2 separate regions of the Mus musculus genome follow, and region 1 is linked to region 2. The links are chromatin loops, found by intact Hi-C in ENCODE. Cell type or tissue: heart. All regions are shown on one strand. Links, peaks and the distances in the headings refer to the core of each region. The heading gives the core; the rest is flanking DNA.

Region 1 (9,630 bases), core at 1-5,000, 110 kb before region 2:
TTGTTGGTTCAGTTGGTTTTTTAAGCTTTCTACACCAAGTGTGGTGGCTCCTGCATGTAAGCCAGCACTCAGGAAGTTGGGACAGGAAGATCACCCCAAATCCCAGGCCAGCCAAACCCAAGCTACACAAGGAAGACAATGTCTAAAAAAAAAAAAAAAAACAAGAGAAAGGAAAGCTGTCTGCCCGTCCGTAAGGGGGGAAATGCTTTCAAAATTTAGGCAGGCCAGGCAGTAGTGGCACATGCCTTTAATCCCAGGACTTGGGAGGCAAAGGCAGGTGGATTTCTGAGTTTGAGGCCAGCCTGGTCTACAAAGTGAGTTCCAGGACAGCCAGGGCTACACAGAGAAACCCTGTCTCAAACCGTACCCCCAAAAAAATTAAAAAGTAAAAACTTAGGCAGAAGCATTTGAGGATGCCTCTGAACTGGGCATGGCGAAGAACACCTTTAATCTTGGCACTGGCAGACAGATCTCTATGAATCTGAGGCTAGCTCAATCTACATAGCTAGCCAAGGATATAAAGTGAAACCATGACTCAAAACAATCAGTCATGTAGCCGGGCACCAGCATGTAATTAGCATGCCAGGACTCTGGGAGCAGTCCCCAGCACCAGAGGGAAAGGAAGCACTCGGAGGAAAAGAGCAGGAACACTACTTCTGGTTTCACGTTTTCGTACTTGTGCTTTCTTCTGTGTGCTTACACATAGCAGAGTCCAGAGCAATCTGACATCAGGATCTTTCTCCAGCAATCTCCACATGTATGCATGTATTTAGACAGGGTCCTCTCACTGAACATGGAAGCTTAGAGTCAGGCATGTGTGGCCACTCCCACCTTTTTCACGCAGGTGACAGGGCTCTGAACTCATGCCCAGAGCATCTCCCCAGCCCTTGTTTTTGGCTCTAAGGCAGGGCCTTGAACTCCTCTGCCTGCCTCAGCCTCCCAGGTGCTGGGATTATAGGTGTACACTGCCATGTCTGGCATTCCTAGTTTCTTTTTCTTATAATTTGTTTTTATTTTATGTGCATTTGTGTTTTGTCTGCATGCACGAGTGTGAGGGTATTAGATCTATGGAGTTAGACAGTTCTGGCCTGCCATGCATGTGGGTACTGGGAACTGAACCTGGGGCCTTTGGAAGAGTAGCCACTGAGCCATTTCTCCAACCCCTAACTTTTTTTTTTTTTTTTGGTTTTTCAAGACAGGGTTTCTCTGTATAGCCCTGGCTGTCCTGAACTCACTTTGTAGACCAGGCTGGTCTCGAACCTAGAAATCTGCCTGCCTCTGCCTCCCAGGTGCTGGGATTAAAGGCGTGCGCCACCACTGCCCAGCAATCCCTAACTTTTTATAAGCACATAAAGACCCTGTCTTGCAGTGCTGGAGAGATGGCTCAGAAATTAAAGCACTGGTTACTCGGAAAACCTGGATATGATTCTTACCACCTATATGGTACTAACAACCATCTATGTAACTCCGGTTCCAGGGACTCTGGTACCCTCTTCTGACCTCAGAAGGCACTACACACATGTGGTGCACAGACATGAGCAAGCAAAACACCCATTTAAAAGGGCAGGGTATGTTGGGGAGACAGAGGAAGGCAAGGAGGTTACTGAATTTGAGGCTAGCCTGGTCTACAGAGAGTCCAGAGCAGCCACACAGAGAAATCCTGTCTTGGGACATGGGGGCACTGTCTTGTGTCTAAAAGCAAACTGCTGTGAAACAAAGATGCTGCACAATTTCTGTTATGTTTCTTCAGCCAGGGTGGTGGCTCAGGCCTTTAATATCAGCACTCTGAAGTCAGAGGAAGGTAGAGCTCTGTGAGTTCAAGGCCAGCATGGCCTGTTTAAAAGTTCAAGGACTTTTGAACAGCTAGGGCTACACAGTAAAACCCTGCCTCAAAAAAACACAAGAGGCCGGGCAGTGGTGGCACACACCTTTAATTCCAGCACTTGGCAAGCAGAGGCAGGTGGATTTCTGAGTTGGAGGCCAGCCTGGTCTATAGTACAGTCAGAGCTACACAGAGAAACTGTCTCGGAAAAAAAAAAACAAAAAACAAAAAAACCACAAGACAAAAACCAGAAGACTTTCCTTGGAATTTACATTCAATGATAGCAAAAAAAAAAAAAAAAAATCACCCAGAAACAGTAAACAAATGTGTCCCAGTGCTCAGACTGACAAAGCAGGGTTTTAAAGAATGTCATAGCAGTTAAATTACTCTCCAGACTAAAACAAACACAAAATAGGAAGTTTTGAAATATTAACATGAACAATCAATTGACAATAAAGCTATGCATGAGAACATTTACAGTGTTTTACTTTCTAGAACTCTAACAAATATATATCCCTAGAATGTGTAAGGACCTGGGTTCAATCCCACCATGACAAAAAATAAATAAATAAAGTTAACTATCACATCTTGAGATATAAATATGTACAAGACCTAAAAAATATTAATAACCAAACTAAGTCTAAAGACACTGAAGCAGGATGATACCAAATTTAAGTCCAATTTGGGCCACATAGCAAATTTTTAAGACAGCCTACATTACGGAGAGACCCTATGTCACAAAAGCAAAAATGTCCCAAGAGTCCAAAACTTATCCCATGACAACTGATGTTTCAAAGAAGAGTCTAACTCTAAAGGCACCAGGCACCTCAATGACAATGCAGAGACTAAGAGATCTAAATCCTGTGACCATTAAATATGTCCTTTTCCTAGGTCCCATCAAACATTTACATAACCTTTGAAAATATGTAACAAAAATGACTCAAGTTTCTGGAAGGTCTGACTGCTCCACTCAGTTTTTAAGAGTAACTTGTGAGAGAAACTTTGTGGCAAGCTTCATGTTCACTATGTATCACTGCAGTCGGACTTGACCTACAAAATGAGGATAGGGTCAACTGTAAGTGAAAAGCAGTATGCTTCCCCTGGTGGCCAAGCTAGGGATGAAGCCCTGCTCAGAAAAATGAAAAAAATGAAAAGTGACTCCCAGAAAAAGATGTGAGGAAAGGGGAAACTATCTAAAACGCTAACAGGAGTTTACGAAGCGGGGAGTTATACTACAGAACTGTGAGGGACTGGAGTCATGCATTTGCAAATCATTTATTCTTGGGGTGACCAAACACTCACCCTGAATCCCTCTCTTCTGTGCTTTCACTTTTACCTAAACACAGAGTTCAGCACCTTAATAACAACTTAAAAGCAATCTCCTTTTTCAAGGACCAGATCCTTGCAATTTTCTGCAGTCTTGTTTCCAAGGAAAAGCATTTATCTTTTCAAACTAGTGGTATAACCTACTTAGAAAAACCTCCTGTTCTAAAGCCCTCCAACCAGGACGGTTCACTCTAGCTGTACAAGATTGTCTTTTGAATTTTATTTCTGAAACAAAACCCACGGCCTTTCAAACATTTCCTGTAACCACCACCTTGAAAGACAGTCTCATACAGAGATGGGACAGAATCATAGGCATTAAAATCTGGCGAATTCCTTTGTCTGATAGGATTCCCCCCCCCCCACCCCCGTACCTCTTTAAATTTGCTTCCACACAGATCACCAGGAAGGCAAGTAAGAATGCCCCTTCTTAGGGGACAAGGATTTCTAGTAGATGGAAATGGCCGGTTAGCTAAACCTTTTGATGGTTCTATTCTTTCACAACCTCTTCCTCCCCACCCCATCCCCCCCAAAAGAAAAAAGAAATAAAGGAAACACACATTTACAAACAGATCTTAAAATAACAGCCACAAGTCGGGCTCTCTTATCTAGACAGATGCTCTCTGGAAAGCACACTTCTTTTATTACCTGATTGGGGTGGAGGGACAGGAAGATCTTTACTCCACCAGCCCTCGGGATGGGATGGGATGGGATGGGATGGGATGGGATGGGATGGGACAGGATGGGACCGGACGGGACAAGACGGGATGAGAGTCAAGAGGCAATAAGAGCGTAGGGTTGGCAGGGTAACGCTAGGAGCCAGTTTGAAGTAAGAAGTCTCTGCGGAGCCCTGGGTCCGAGCGCCCCAGGACGCCAACTCTCCAGCACTGCCACCCGGGATCCCGTCCTAGCTCCGGTACACCACACCTGGAGGCAGAGACATCCCACTCCACCCCGGCCAGGTGTGGCTTTCTCAGAGCCGGGGGACACTGCGGGCCCAGTGCTGTCCCCACCGGAGCCCATGGCCTCCCCGCACCCGAATCTGCAGCACACTCGTGTGCGAGCGTGCCGCGCCGCCTGCCCTCGCGCCCCGTGTGCCCCCGCGGACCGAAGGCCAACACGCACAAAAAACAAAGTTGTCTCCCGAGCTCCCGTCACTCGCTACTCACCAGGATCGAAGTCGGGCACCGCCGCTTGGTACTGGGGTCCCACCCGCATGCCACCGCCACCTGCGGGGAAGCAGAGCACGGCGGTCAGCGCGGGCGCGGACACGGGCCGGGCGCGGGGGCGGCTGCCACCTACCGTGCTCCTCGTCGCTGGACGAGCCCGAGCTGCCTTCCTCCCAGGAGTTGCTGCCGCTGTTCCCGTTGGGAGCCGCCGCCGCCAAACTTTTATTCTGGCCATTATTGGGGGCGGCGGCGGCCGAGGCGGCGGCGGCGGCCGAGGCGGAGGCGGTGCCGGCCGAGGCGGCGGCTGAGGCGGCGGCCGAGGCGGCCGAGGCGGCGGCCGAGGCTGCGGAGGCCGCCGTGTTCCTCCCTCGCCGCTTCCCTGAGACCTCGGGGCCCTTCTCCACCATGGCCGGCATCGGCGGGGCCCGGGGCCGGGCCAAAGTGACGGGGACCCCGGCTCGCGAGGCGCGGGCGGCGGGCCGCGGGCAGGGGGCGCAGGTGGGCGCCGGGCCGGGCGGGCGAGCGCGCGGGATCCGCTGGCGGGAGTTGGGGCTAGAGGAGGCCCAGACGGGCGGAGCAACGAGCCGCCTCAAGCCCCCGATGCCGAACGGAGCGCAACTTTGGCTCTCATCGCCGCCCGCACTTCGCTGGCTCTAACTACTCCGGGAGCCGCGGGCGGGGGGGAGGGGCGGAGCCTGGGGGGGAGGAGGGCCGCGCACAGCCTAACCCGTCGCTCGCAAGCTCCGCCCCTGCGAGCTTCCATTGGCTCTCACGGGATCCGGGCGGCAAGCAGGGGCATGGTAGGTCTCTGTGCGCGTCCGTCAGGCCACGGGGGCGGGATCACGGGAAGGAGGGGGAAGGTTCTGTGCTTCCGTTGGCCAGGTTGGGTTGACGCGTATCGCCCACTGTACGTGGTTTGAGGTTTGCGATCGCTTTACGCCCCATGATCCATCTCTCGAGGCAACAGCGAGGAGTTAGCCCCCTCCCCCTCCCCAGCGCCCCGCTCCCTCCGCTCGCACCCTGTGGGCCCCGCGCCACCTCCCCCGGGGATCCCGCCGAGCGTCCCATCGGCTTCCCAAAGTGAATGTGCCCGACGCGAGAACAGAAATCGCGGGCAAGGTCGGGACTACTTTCCCCCTCGCGCGGAGGAGTACGCGCACAGTTTGAATGGGTTCTATACAAAGAGGGGAAACTAATTGGAAGAAACTAATTGCGCCCCCGCGTCGCCCAGGGGCGATCGAGATGTACTAGAGCAAGGGAACCTGGGGACGAGGCTCTCAGGTGGCAGTGTCCCCCGAGGGAAGGAAAGCGGTTGTGCCTGGAGACGATGGAGCTCCCCGCTAATTGGGTTGGGGGCCACCGGCTCCCCACGTTGCCTGAGGGGCCGAGGGAGGAGTCGGGATGTTCGGCCGGGGAGGGCCTCGAAGCCGTCGGGGTGAGGGGAGGTGCCGAGTGGCCCCGGGACAGCAGGAGGGACATAGATCGACTAGGGGCCCCACCGCGAGGGGGAAAAAGAAGGAGCTTGAGTCCCCAGCTCGGTAGAAGAGGAGGGTCACTTCCCGAGACCCGGGCCCTTCCCCCAGCCCGCAGGGCTAAGAGCCTGAACGCGGAGGAGTCGGTGACACCCAGCCCTGGGCGTCCTTGTCCCTGGAGTGATCAAGCGAGGGGCCCCGTCACTGCCTGACAGCTGCCTGTGGGGCTGGGTGGGCTGCCCCACCCCCCGCGCCAGCGACCAAACCTGGGGACTATAGGTGAAACCGTTTGCTTTAAATTAAAAATAAATAAATAAAACAGGAGATGGCTATTTTTCGTTTATATTACTTCAGACCTGGGCTTCATATGGGGACAGTTTTTACACCCGCTCAGGATATAAATAGCTACAGAGAGAAAACGAGAGTTTTATGGTTTGAAAGCCCGCATAAATAAGCAGGGGTTTCTCTTCCACGTTTTCTGCCCCGCGAATCATTTTAAACTTCACTGAAGTGACCATGGTCACTTCTAACTGGCCTTCAAGAACAGGGCCCAGAGCCTCCCGGTAGCAGATCCCTGCCCCCACCAAGTTCCTGTTCTTGCTCTTGGACTCCTCTCTGAAGGACACCCCTCTGCTTAGAAAGTCCTGGGCACTGCAGGCATGAGCTCTGGAATAACCGGGTCCAGCTGGCCTGGTCAGCAAATAGACTGCTAAATCAGAGGTGGGATCCAGGGGTGACCTGGGATAGGTACCTGGATGAAGCCGTGACTTCATGACAGATGAACCTGAGCGGCTAGGGGCACTCTGTCCTCTTTCTTCCCTATCTTCCAAGATGTACCACAGACAGATTAACCTACATACAGGAACAAACATGATTTGAGTTCCTTAGTAGGGCAGTTGGGATTGACACAACACAAGGGTCCTTGTCCCTGCCCACTGGACTCCCAAGCTGGAGGCCATTTCCTAGAAAGTACCGCCTCTTTCTAGGGTCATGACCTAAAGAAAGGGAGACCACAGCTTCTAGGGCGGGACTGGCTGGGTAGGGCAAGCCAAGATGCCAGGACTCACAGCTACTATGGTGCACCCAGGGCACCCTGCGTGCCTCACCCTAATCTAGGCCCTGATCCAGGGAGTCCTCCCCACCCCGTGCCCATTGAAATGGAAGGTAGGCTTGGGAAGAAGGAAGCCGAAATCTCTCCTACTGCCAGCGGTACGCTATCAGTCTGACATCTTGCTACATTGTAACTTTGGATGCTTCAGTGACCCTTCCAATTGATTTTTTTTGGGGGGGCGGGTATTATTTGAGACAGATCCTCCCTTTAACTGGGACAGGTCTTAAACTCCTGCCTAGCTGAGGCTGACCTTCAACCCCTGGCCCCTTTGCCACATTACTTGTATGTGCTGCCAGGCCTAGCTTAATCTGTAGTGTTGCTGTTTGTGGGCTTTTTCTTTTCTTTGTTGTTGTTGTTTTGTTGGTTGGTGGGTTGGTTGGGGTTTTTTGTTTTTTTGTTTTTTTTTTTTTTGGTTTGGTTTAGATTGGTTTGGTTTTGGGTGGGTTTTTTGTTGTTTTTTTGGGGGGTTGTTTTGTTTTGTTTTGTTTTGTGGTGTTTTGTTTTGTTTTTCAAGACAGGGTTTCTCTGTATAGCCCTGGCTATCCTGGAATGCACTCTGTAGACCAGGCTGCCCTTGAACTCAGAAATCTGCCTGCCTCTGCCTACCAAGTGCTGGGATTAAAGACACGTGCCACCACACCCAGCTACAGTGTTTTTTTTTTTTTTTTTTTGGAAGATGTTATTATTTATAGTTTTGTGAGGGTGTGTGTCTGTGTGTGTGTGAGGGGGGGGTGGGGGATAATGCCATGCATGGGCAGGTACTTACAGAGCTCAGAAGCAGGTGTCACATCTCCTGGAGTTAAAAACTGTCCCAGCTAGGCTCTAACAACCAAACTCAGTTCATCTGCAAGAGCAATACACAATCTTAACCACTAGGCTAACTCTCCAGTCCCATGGTTGTTTTTTGAGACAAGGTCTCATAACTTACCTAAGGCTAGCCTCAAACTTACTGCAAGCCTTTGGCTTCAGCCACCACCAAGGGAGTGCTGTAACAAAAGCCACTGGCTTTGGGTTTTTTGGTTTTTTTTTTTTTTTTTTCAACAAATAAGCCTCACACACACATACATACAAGTGTCAGACACTGCTTTAGTTTGACCACAAAGTCACATGGATATCAATTGGCCTGCAACCTGTCAGCTTCCTCATTCATAAAAAACAACACTGGTGGGGGTTTTGTGTTTTTTTGTTTGTTTGTTTGTTTGTTTTTCTTTGACAGGGTCTCAGTATTAGCCCTGGCTGACCTGGAGCTCACTATGCAAGCCAAACTGAGTGCTGGCAGTAAAGGCCTGAATCTCCCTGACTGGCTTCCTGGTGGATAGTTTTCCACCTCTCACCTCCTCCAGCCTTGTGTCCCTCCCTCTGCCATAAGGAGGCCCCGACCTGAATGAAAGGAACCCTCTTTTTCATTGCTGTCAGGATGGGGTCCACAAATAACTCTTTGATAGGGAATGTGTAAGCACGCATTGAAATGACACTCCCTACACCAGCATCCCTACCGAGTCAGTGTCTAAGCCATCCTCAGCCCGGACGGACTCCTTTCCTTACACACCTCCACAGCCACTGTGTAAGCGTCTAGGCAAAGATCCACCAAGATCTCAAGATCTGCCTTGAGGAAAGCTGAAGCCCTCAGGCAGGAGTGCTCCTTGAGTCCCCGTCTTACACACCCTCTTCAGACTCTCCCACCCCGCTGCCTCCCTGCACTGCCTCCATGCCTTGAGCCCCACTCCAGGCTGATGTTGGACCAGTGTTTTCAAAACAGACAGTGACTTCCGTGGCCCCTCAGGCTCGGCTCCATTTCTCCACTCTCCTGGCCCACACACTCCTCAGAGGCTAGTCTATACTTGCTTTCTTGATCCCCTCCCATCAGTCTCTCCTCACCCCACCCGTGGATCCTGTCTCCGCCCCTTCTTTCCTGCTGTCCTGTCCAATGACCAATTATTGGTAGCAATGAGCGTTCCAGAAGCAGCTGAACAGACCCAGAAACTCCATTGTCTTTCTGGATGTCCCCACTCTCCCTTGCTCAGCTTCACAGGCCACGCCCCTCAGGCCTCTATGCAGCTCCGCCCCTTCCTTCTAACCTATAATCTGCAGTTCCTTATCTGCACTTTCCTCTTTTGTGGGTCTACAGTCCAGTGGGTGCTCATTAGATGCGATGGGAAAGAGGCTGCGGAGTATAAGCCATTCTGCACACATTGCTGGAGCAAATGCCACTGGGAAAAGGGGATCCCCTGAACAAGTGAATTCCAACTGAGTCGTTGGTTACACGGGGGAAGATCTTGGTCCCTGGCTAACATTCTTCAAGTGACAACTCCTCTCCATCCCCAACATCCTCTTCCAGTTGCTTGGCTCCTGACCTGCGTGTGACTCCGAATTAGTTGACAATAAAATGTCCCTGTCCATAAGTGAATGGCTCAGGCGCAAGCATATGCCACAGCTAGAACTTTTCTTAGACGGCATCTTCTTTTCACATCTTCATCTCCGATATCAGGACCTAAGAGGGGAAGCCTAAAGCCTCTACAGCTGGCCTAGCTGAATAAGGCAAGCCAACGTCCCAGCTGCTCAGCTACTATGATACACCTAGGGCATTTTGCCTCTCTCAGCCTAGTTTGGTCCCTTCTCTCCATTACTCAAAATGGAGGGTGAGCTTAGACAGAAGGGATCTGAGACCCATCTGAACTCGCCGTACTTCCTATTCCGTCCTATATTGCAGGCCTGAAATCCTAAATCGAATGA
Region 2 (10,212 bases), core at 2,404-7,403:
CATGCTGCCTGTTCAACCACTGAAGGCAATCGACAACTCCCCACTGCTCTGTGCTCTCTGTCTTGCTTAGTATCCTCACACTAACTGGTACCCAACTGGCTGAGGCATGGTTCCCCACTGAGTTGAAGAGGTTGAGTTTTGGCTGTCTTGTCCACCTAGGCCCCAGAGTGTCCTGGTTCCCAGCAGGAAGATTTACTGGCTAGCTGAAACTGAACTAACATCATTCTGATCTGTATATGAGCAAATCTTTTTTTTCTCAAGATGGCTGTATATCCCTGACCATTCTGAACTTGCTCTGTAGGACAGGCTGTCCTCACACTCAGAAATTAGTCTGCCTCTGCTTCCCAAGTGCTGAGACTAAAGGTGCGTGACACCACCACCTATCCCAAATCTTATATATTATAGTCCAGAACAAATTTCAACTGACTAGGATAAAAATACCAATAAGCATTTGTATCTAACTCTCACAGACTTGCAACAGAAACATGTGACAACGTAGCTGTGCACGGAGACCATGTGACCTAGCGACTCTCTGATGTTCTAGGCCCTTTTTTTTTTAATGGACTTTCTTTCTAAAAAAGATTTGTTAATTAAACGCGCGCGCGCGCACACACACACACACACACACACACACACACACACACACACTGTTTTGCCTGGATGGCCAGAAGAGGGCACCAGATCCCATTACAGATGGTTGTGAGCCACCATGTTGTTGCTGGGAATTGAACTCAGGACCTTTGGAAGAGCAGCTGGTGCTCTTAACCTCTGAGCCATTGCTCTACCCCTACACTTTTTTGGAGACATGTATCCAAGGCTGAGGATGACTCTGAACTGAGGCAATTACGGGTTGCCTCTAGCTCCTAAGTGATGAGACTACAGGCAAGTACAGCTGAGTTTGTGTATGACTGAGGATGGAACTCAGGGCCTTGTGTGTGCTAGGCAAATACTCTACCTGCCCAGCTCTATACCTAAACCCCAACACAAACGGTAATGTGACCAGCAGAGGAGCGCAGAACATTCCCAAGACCAGTCTATTGAGGCCAACTTTGACAAAAGCAAAAACTCTCCCACCGTGAAACCTGTAAGTGTTGGTTTTGCCAGGAGAGGCTCAGGAATAAAGGTCACAGTGCTGGGCCCATACCTGACAATGTCACACTTCCACTGCTCCCCCTCAGGACAGAAGCTGCTCACACCCTCCCGGTACAGGAGGGCCCTCTGCTCTGTCAGTGCCCACACCACACTGTTCCGGGCTGCGATCTGGGACAGTGGGTATGGACAGTCCACCTTCACGGCTCGGGCGCAGGGCCGATCCACACTGAGACCTGTAGTGAGAGAGGAAGAGCCCCGCAGACTCAGTTGAAGCTTGTCACACTCTTTTGATCTGTGGTTTTCTTTTTTTGGTACTTTTGCTATCTGTGGTCTTTCATAATAGATACCTTTTCATGTACAACTGCTCAGGTAAAACCCCAGACTTATCATACTGCAAGGCTTATGCAGAGTCACAGCTCCAGGGAGCTCCCCTCACCTCTTTGTGGCCTGTCAGTAATGTGTGTCATGTTTCTAAATGACATCAAAGGCAACTACTGAGGGAGCAGGCTGGACAGATAATATGTAAATCCATGTTCTATTGCTTTGGCCAGCAAGTACGTCCTAGTAGTATAATCACAGGAGTACCAGCAGAGTTTGCAACTATGAGGACTTGCCCACAGGACTTCTGCAAATCGGTGCCAACCACTGATTCCAATTCAGTAGGACAGGAAGAGTAAGGATGATGTGGACACTGCTCTGACAGCATGGTTGGAGGTCACCTGCTCCTTCCTTACGTGTAGTATCCCCCCTTTCCTACCATGACCAAAGTCAAATGTCCTAGAAGCTAGATATGCATGTGTGTATCAGAGCATCCAACTTCCACTGAAATACACGAGAATTAACTAAGCTGAAGGCTAGAGCCCCACACATGTCCATGAAGTTGGCAGTGCTGATGACCAGGTGATGACCTCCACACTGAGACAGAGCCAGGTGGAGAACCATTCCCGGCTGATAGCTCACTCCAAAGATGAAGCCATGTTCTCAGAATCAGTATTAAATGACTAGATCAATATTCATGTAAATCCATATGGCCCCTTGACAGCACAGACAGAGCCCCCTGCTCCCAAGGCCATTTCCCCCTGACAGCACACAGTTCCCCCTGCTGACAGCACACAGACACTGACTCATTACAGTGTATTTTTAATAAACGAGTCCCACTGTGCCAGGTCTAGCAGCTAAAGGTTTCCCTAAGGGCAGTTTCCTAGGACAAGTCAATTGCTATTTACAGCAAGTTACTTCTTGTTGTTTCCCCCAATCCACATGTAAGTATGTGTCCAGGTGCTGGGCTGTGACCTAGCTGAGAAAAGAGGGAGATGTCTGTCAAGTCATGACTGCTCCTGCTTTCCTCTTCAGCCTGGATACTCCAGGGTATGCACAGGGTATGGGCAGCGGCAGGAACGGCCGGCTCTGCCCCATGAGGCATCCTACCCTGCACTCAGTCACCTATTCATCCCTGCCCAGACCAGTCTGTGTCAGGGGCAACTGCTCTTCCATGGGAAACAGTGCTTCTAGAAATGTTCTCACTTAACTTGGTTTTCGGTCTCTGCATCCTGTGACTGCTCTCAGAATGTGTCTAGCTGCAGATTCAGCAAGTGACAAGGACAATGTACATGGCCTTCGACTACCTGTCTGAAGGTACAGATCTCCGTTGGTCCTGATGATCCAGGCTGTGTCATCACTCAGGGCCACAAACACAGCCTGGGGCAGAGCCTCGTACCAGTGCCGCTTCCCCTTGATGGTGACTTTGCCACAAGCAAAAGCACGGTTAGATTTCTGTTCAATCTTCCAGAGAAGAGCCCCTAGGAGAAAAAAACTCTACTCACTGTTCAACAAACATGAGATTCCCCTACACAAACACTCCATTCTCAGCCCTGAGAGGGGCAGCTTTCTATAATACATCTTGTTGCTTCCACCTCAGGAAGAGCCCACCATGCCAGAGTTTAAACCCACCAGCTCTATGTTGTCAACATATGAATGTATCTAAGTCTCACTTTTCTCAACTGAAAGGTGGGTCATTTCCACCTTTTAGAACTGATCTAAAGGCTAGATGTAAGAGGGGATGCACCACATAGCACAGGGTGGGCACAAGGCAGTCACTCACTCATGTCGGGAGAGAGAGCTGACATTTCATTAGGTACGTGCCTACTGACACATAAGGCACAATTAGTGCCCAAAACTAACTTTGGGGACCTTGGGAAGGGCCTTTTTTGGATCACTTATGTGTATGTGAGTCATGTTTTCATTTAAAATTCTGAGGAATGGATAAAGGAAATGAGGAAGGTGGGCAGCAGGCCAGAGGCACTGTGAGTGGAGGCTAAGGCATTAGGCCAGGAGAGGATACCAAAGAATGAATGCACTGAGCTACCGGAGGCCTCCGAGAAGTCATGTACAAGCTTCTCCCCTAGCCCTGCCCTGCAACACCACAGGGCCCGAGGCATCCAAAGATGTGTGGGTCTCAGCTGAGAAAGATGATCTCACAGAGACAGACAGACAGACAGCTCCAACCACAGCAGCCAAGGAATAGTTGGAAAAATAAAAAGTAATTAATACAATCAGCAGAGAATCAACACTTCTAAATGGCTAGAAGGATGGGCTTAAAAGTATGTGACAGAAACAGGAAAAAAATGAAGATATACAATTATACAACACCAGCTAATGGAGTGGGCTATTATCTCACCCAGTCTCCAGGGGAAAATAAGTGTCAAGCAAACTGAAAGAAAGTGAGCAAACAACTAATAAACTAATACTTTAACAAGAATGCCCTTTCTTTTGTTTCTCCTCCACGATGCCCACTGCTTCAAAAGAGATAAGCACATATCTAGCATTAGGAAAATGCGAATGAAGTATAGTGGGGTTATGCCTATAAGCCCAGCTCTTGGGAGGCTGAGGCAGGAGGACCCAGTCTGAGGCCAGCCAGAACTCCACAGTGAATTCAAGGTCAGCTTGTGCTATACAGCCATGTCTAAAACCAAAACAAACAGAAATAAAGAAAACCACAAGTACACGAGTCTCCATAGATGAGGGAGTTATCTCAGCCTAACAGACTGTATTCAAAATAAGTCTCCTGGGTTCACTAAAATGCGAAACAATGCACAAAAGTGTGAGGCCTTTGCGACTGCAGTCAGGGAACATCCAGCACACACCTACAGGCCTGGCCTGGCCTCACTACTTCAGTTGTTTTAGAGCAACACTGACAAACCGAAATATGTTATTTTTATGAGGATTTAATGTTCCAACATGGGGAGAAAATAAAAAAAAAACCTCAAAACTCAAATTATTTGTATAGCTTACAAAAATATGTTCCTTGTGTTATTTCTGTAATTAATAAAATAAAAAACCAAAAAAATCAAGCAAGTATGCCGAACACCCATCACCCTAACCAGTGTCAAAGGAAGCATTCATGATCTTTAACAGTACCCAGCTAAGCTGGCAGGAAGGTCAATCTGTTGACACTGCTGTTGCCAAAGGAGAGCTGCCCTAGGAGCTGGGAGCTGTGTTGGGGGTTGGGAAGTAGGAGCTGGGAGGCAAACCTGAGGGAGAGACTGCCATCTGCTGGACAGCATCTTCAAACCTCTGCCAGCGCAGCCCTGCACCAGGCAGGGGACTGCAGAACAGGCCACCTTTGTAGTCCAGGCACCAGAGAAACTTTTCCGAGACCGCCAAGCTGAGGATGCCATAGCCAGGAGCCGAGTAGCCCATCCAGCTCTCTGCAAACTAACAAGGACAGAGGCCAGTGAGTTCTGTGCAGGGGACACGGCTGCCTTCATCACACTGTTACCAACAAGGCAAGTAGGCAGGATACTGACGTCAAAGGATCCTTGAGAAGCCTTGCCTAACCCCGCTCTCCTTGGATCCAGTCCCAGAAACATTCTGGAATAGGAGTTCTGGTCCTTGTGGAAGATCCCATAGCATCCTTGGATAACACTTTCACACAGCATAATACCCTTCCTAAGTAATGCTCGAAGGTGTAACCAACCACTCGTCAAAACAAGACATTGTCACCTTGCAAGTCCACACTCAAGAACCATACAACCCCTCCCACAAAAAAGTCTGCAACAGAAAGCATAACATTTAAAGTAAGTTCATGATTTGACAATTGGGCTATGTTTATAGCTATCCTGGTGCACATGCCCTGCACAGAATACAGGCCATGAATGCTTAGGACTACATGACATCACATCAAGAGACCTTACTTTATACAAGGTCATCAACACATGTATGTAAATCATCTTTCTGTACACTTAACTTATGACAGATACCCTATGGGAACAGCATCACAACTATCTACACTACAGTCTTTCAAGCCCTGTGCTAACCTCTGGACTCCTGGCCTGCTGTATGGGAACAGCTGGGGAAGTGTGGATGAGATTCTGTCTCAATTCTGCACACTAAAGCTTTGTTGCTATTCTTTTCATTTGTATTACTTGTCTAATGTAACCATGTGTATGCACACACACACACGAGTGTGCCTTATACATAGCACATGTGTGGCAGGCAGAAGACTTGTGAGAGCTGGTTCTGTCCTTCCACCATATGGATCCTAGAGACGGCACTCAGGTCCTCAAGCTTGGTGTCAGCCCTAACCCACTGACCTGTCATGCTGGTCCCATGGTGCTAGGATTTGTTTAAAAGTCAAAGCTAAAAAAGGTTTACTTTAGACACACTTGTACAAATACCTGATATGGAAGCTAGTGTTATGAAAGAGAATGGTTTCTACCTTTTCTCCACCTGGCTTTGTTCACCATAGCAAACTTTTCACTTAGCCCTTGTCCTATAAAACAAACAAACAACCCAACATTTCTCAGCTTTTCTGCTATTTGGAGCAAGACCAGGTACAGCAAAGCTTGGTAGATAACTTCAGAGCTCCAGGATCCTTTTCCATGGGCGAGGGCTTTCTTAAGCTAAAGTTCTAAGATATACCAACAGATGTGATCTGCCAACTAACACTCTATATCAGGTGACCACACTGCTGTGGTTTCCCATAGCTCTTCCCATAGTGACAGCTAGCTGCCACTTGCAGTGAGCTCCCAGCATGGACACATACACTGTCAGTTAAGAGCACTTAGGAAGCAGTGCACTGAAAAGATGAACACAGGATGCAGAACAAGCCGCCAAGTTCTGTACATTCACTTCTAAGATAGAACACAGAGACGGGGAAGTCCTGGGCTACCCTGACTTCACTTGTAGCGTGATCCGGTGCATGCACTACTTTACCATTCTGAGGCTCAACTTCCTCCTCCATACAACGGGGCAACTAAACCTGGGTCCTATTTTGTTTGTTTTTTTTTTGTTTTTTGGGTTTTTTTTTTTTTACAGATTGATTTACTTATGAGTACACTGCCACTGTCCTCAGACACCCCAGAAGAGGGCATCGGATCCCATCACAGATGGCTGTGAGCACCATGTGGTTGCTGGGAATTGACCTCAGGAAGGACCCCTGGAAGACTAGTCAGTGCTCTGACCTAAGTGCTCTCACCTGCTGAGCCATCTCTCCAGCCCCCCTAGTTTGTTTTTACAGAAGTGATTTAAGTGTGTGAAGTGCTCAGCCCGGAGCTGCACATGGTGCAAGCTGGTAAGCGTCGTGCTCTCAGCTCTGATGATGCAGGAGTGGGCCTCACATCAGCTCCTAGGGAATGTGCTGGTACACGGCTAGCTCTGAAGCCAAACATATTTGCTATGCCAAAGAAAATCAGTACTTAAACATCATTTTTAGGGCTGGGCGTAGTGGCACGAGACTTTGATGCCAGCACTCAGAAGGCAGAGGCAGGTGGAATTCTGAATTCAAGGTCAGTGTGGTGCACAGAATGAGTTAGAAACCCTGTTTTTAAAAGTAATTTTAAATATAAAACTCCCAAGAACAATAAATTGCACTGGTCAAGAGGCCCCACAGCAGACTGGGGCTTCCCTCTGCAGTGTGTCCTGGGCTCTATGAGGACACTGCAGAAGCAGCATTTCTAGAGAGGTCCCCAGTTCACACTGATGTACCTACGAGTGAATGGACTATGGGGAAGGCAGGAACTATACATCACATACGTGCTCAGAGCAAACAGTCCTCTGCACAGTGGTGTTCCAATGACCTCAGGCTACCTTAAGGGCCCATACTGCTGTGGCCTTGAAAGATTACACTTTTGTTGGTAGGAGGTTAACTGAGCCGGATCAGAAGTAATATAGTTCAAATGATTCAGAGTGTCTGAATTGGAAATTCCCCCAAACCCAGACTTCAAAGCTGCGATTGTGCTGTACTACAATTTCCATAAGAAGGAAAATGGTTGAGTCTGCCATGCATGCTCTTTAAAGGAAAAGCAGCAGCTGCCATGGCCACCACACTAGTTATGTTTCCTGCATCAGCACACAGACCTGATCTGCCTTGAGCAGGGTGGTTTCCTCAGCACCTGGTTGGCTCAGGTCCTGCAGAGAGCGACCAGCTCCAAGCTCTGTGACACTTGTCTCTGAGGATGAAGATGGGAGTCCGTGGGCATAAATGTCTTCCTCATCACTGGATGTCACTGCCTGATCCTGGAAAGGTTGGTCCAGCCAATGTGCATGGGTGCTGGCCACTGAGGCAGAGGCAAGAGGAGTCACCTGTCCTTCCACATTTCCCATGTCACATTGAAAAGTGGGTGTTTCCTTCTGACCTGTGTTACTGTCAGTTAGTAAATGCCAAGGATTTGAGCTCAGGTGGCTAGGGACCGCCACATGGGTCAGGATGTCTGCTTCTGGGCTGGCCGTCTCGGTGGTGATGTCATACACTCCAATCCCAGGCAGCCACTGCTCAGCACCTGGGGGCCAGCTGAGGCTGGAAGGCAGCATACTTGAGTCCAGAAGAGGAGCTTCAGAAAACGTGCTCTGGGGGTCACTGAACTCCATGGTGTCTGCCTCCTGCTCCTCAGCAGAGCTGTTCTGTCCCCGCAGGCAGAACTCTGTATGTACTGCTGCATCAGCAGCAGGACCAGGCTGCTCATCAAGGCCTGAGATGATGTCAGCACCTCCCACATCCTCCTCTGGCTGCAAGGGTAAAGTCAGCACTCCACTGAGCAGGTCTGTGTCCTGTGTGTGGCTACACTGGGACGCTTCCTTCCCAGTGCAGTTTTCTTCATCCGTGGGGGTAGAGGCAGGGCCAGGGGCAGGGCCAGGCAGCTCTAGGACATGGAACGCTTCAGGACCACTGTTTTCCTGTGAGATTCCATTCACCTCACCCCCGAGGTTGCTCTCCTGCTCTGGAGATTCTGTGCTTAGCTGATCCATACTACTGCCCAGAGCACTTGAGGTCATGGACAAGAGGTCTGTGTTCAGGGACTGGGGGCTGTCGGCAGGGAGCTCGGAGCAGGGGGTTGACTCGAGGGAACTGGGGCAGGTGCTCTTGCTTCCACCTTCTGATTTAAAATGAGAACATTCACAGTAAGGCATGACTCTACACACACAACGAGAGTACTGAAAAAGCATTTGGCTCAAGAAAAAATTAATCTTTCTAGCTCCAGAATTTGGGAAGTAGAAACAGGAAGCTCATGAGTTTAGAGCCGGTCTGAGCTACACAGTAAGTTCCAGACTAGCCTCAGCCATTTGGTGAGACTCTGCTCTCACACCCCCATAAAAAGAAGAAGAAGAAAAAGAAAAAACCTGTTAAGTAAAAATGATCTTAGTACAACAATGTCCAGTGAAATGGACATTTCACTAGACACCGAATTTCATTAGTGCAATGCTCAGAAGTTGGAATAGGAATGACGCGTATGGATTAGAGGCCAACCTTTAAACTTGTCAAACGCACAAGGGCTCACTAATGCTCCTTTCAACACCGCAGCAGCCTTTAGCTGCAAAGCCTCAATAAGCCCCTAGGAGCGAAGTGCTTAAAACGTTCTGTGTCTGGGTAGTGGCACAGGGCTTCCATCCCAGCACTTTCGGGCCAGAGGTAGGAAGATCTCTGTGACTTCTGGGGCAGCCAGGGTTACACAGATATCTACCTCAAAAAAAGAAAAAAAAAATAGTTCTATGTTAAACCCCGTATCTGGTAACATGCCAACACAGAATGTAAGATGTCCAACAAATACAGCAGCAGGAACCCCTGCTTCAATGACTGTCCCACATGTCTGTAATGTCTCTGGTCTGATGAATGAAATACACAGTAAGCCAACATCTTATATTAAGTGCCCTTCAGTGACAAGCATCATCCCTTCCCAGCTGACGTGTACATCCCCAAAGGTTCTGGCCAGGCTACCCTAGGTGCCACACGAGTAAGTGTGCACTTGCCCGAGGACAGTACCTGTCTTTCTCTTCCTCCTCCTCTTCTTCACTTTGATAGGTTTCACAATAAGCTCCTGGTCAAAGTCTTCAGAGCTGATGACACTGAATCTCTGGGAGGATGGCTGACCACTCTGGCCCAGCTCAGAAGCAGCCTGAAGTCCAGGCAACAGTAGTCCAGAGCCACTGTCCGTGGAGTTGAGTGAACTGCTCCTGCTCCGTTGCTCACTGGCCACGGAACTTGCCACAGAAGAGCCTCGAAGCCTTGTCTCACAAACAGTGGCCCCCAGTGACTTCTCCAGATGCTGGCCATGGACCTGCTCAGAGCATCTTGTCATCTCCAGACCGTCTCTCACTGAGAAAGAAGAGATTGATTTACAGCTGGCTCTTTGGGAGATGGCAGGGTGCAGCACTCAGCCTGCCAGCCTGGGCACCAGAAGCCACGAAACACCCAACTTCATCCTGCTAAAGAAATCAAGCAGTTCCAAATTCTCCAAACCCAGAGAAACTCAAAGGATCCCACAGGAGACTCCAGGGGACTTTGTGTTCAGGGAAGCCCATGTAGTTAAGATCAGTAAGATAATTACTGTAGTTGTCTTTTGCAAACACCACCAGTGACAGAATACCACTAAATATAAAGCACTTCTCATTTCAATTTTAGAAACTTTTATAAATGTTTCTATATCAAGAAGGGTATAGTTAGGGCTGGTGAGATGGCTCAGTGGGTAAGAGCACCCGACTGCTCTTCCGAAGGTCTGGAGTTCAAATCCCAGCAACCACATGGTGGCTCACAACCATCTGTAACAAGATCTGATGCCCTCTTCTGGAGTGTCTGAAGACAGCTACAGTGTACTTACATATAATAAATAAATAAATCTTTAAAAA

Evidence for each region. A loop is a pair of places that touch in the nucleus more often than their neighbours do. Peaks named below come from ENCODE experiments on the same cell type or tissue, not always from the same donor. Only the 100,000 strongest peaks of a DNase experiment are listed, where the experiment ranks them.
Region 1: it touches region 2 in a loop (2.3-fold over the local background); 1 of 42 quality-filtered maps calls a loop at or near these places.

What each region holds. Positions count from the first base shown.
Region 1 is chr12:111,034,706-111,044,335 of GRCm38, reverse strand. It overlaps Rcor1 (REST corepressor 1), which reads right to left and starts at 4,969. Exons shown (of 12, transcript NM_198023.3): 1 at 4,448-4,969; 2 at 4,315-4,374. The coding sequence starts at 4,730. Gm35846 (a long non-coding RNA gene) reads right to left here. Exons shown (of 5, transcript XR_003950148.1): 5 at 7,591-7,741. In heart, for the core only: CTCF peaks have their summits at 2,928 and 4,396 (motif pointing left); DNase peaks (open chromatin) are centred at 4,115 and 4,385; H3K4me3 peaks cover 2,339 bases; H3K27ac peaks cover 2,067 bases.
Region 2 is chr12:110,930,870-110,941,081 of GRCm38, reverse strand. Tecpr2 (tectonin beta-propeller repeat containing 2) reads right to left here. Exons shown (of 20, transcript NM_001289510.1): 8 at 9,350-9,682; 9 at 7,450-8,465; 10 at 4,623-4,806; 11 at 2,718-2,891; 12 at 1,145-1,325. Among named protein-coding and RNA genes, the nearest start is that of Ankrd9, 43 kb to the left of the region's middle. In heart, for the core only: a CTCF peak has its summit at 4,648 (motif pointing left); a DNase peak (open chromatin) is centred at 4,631.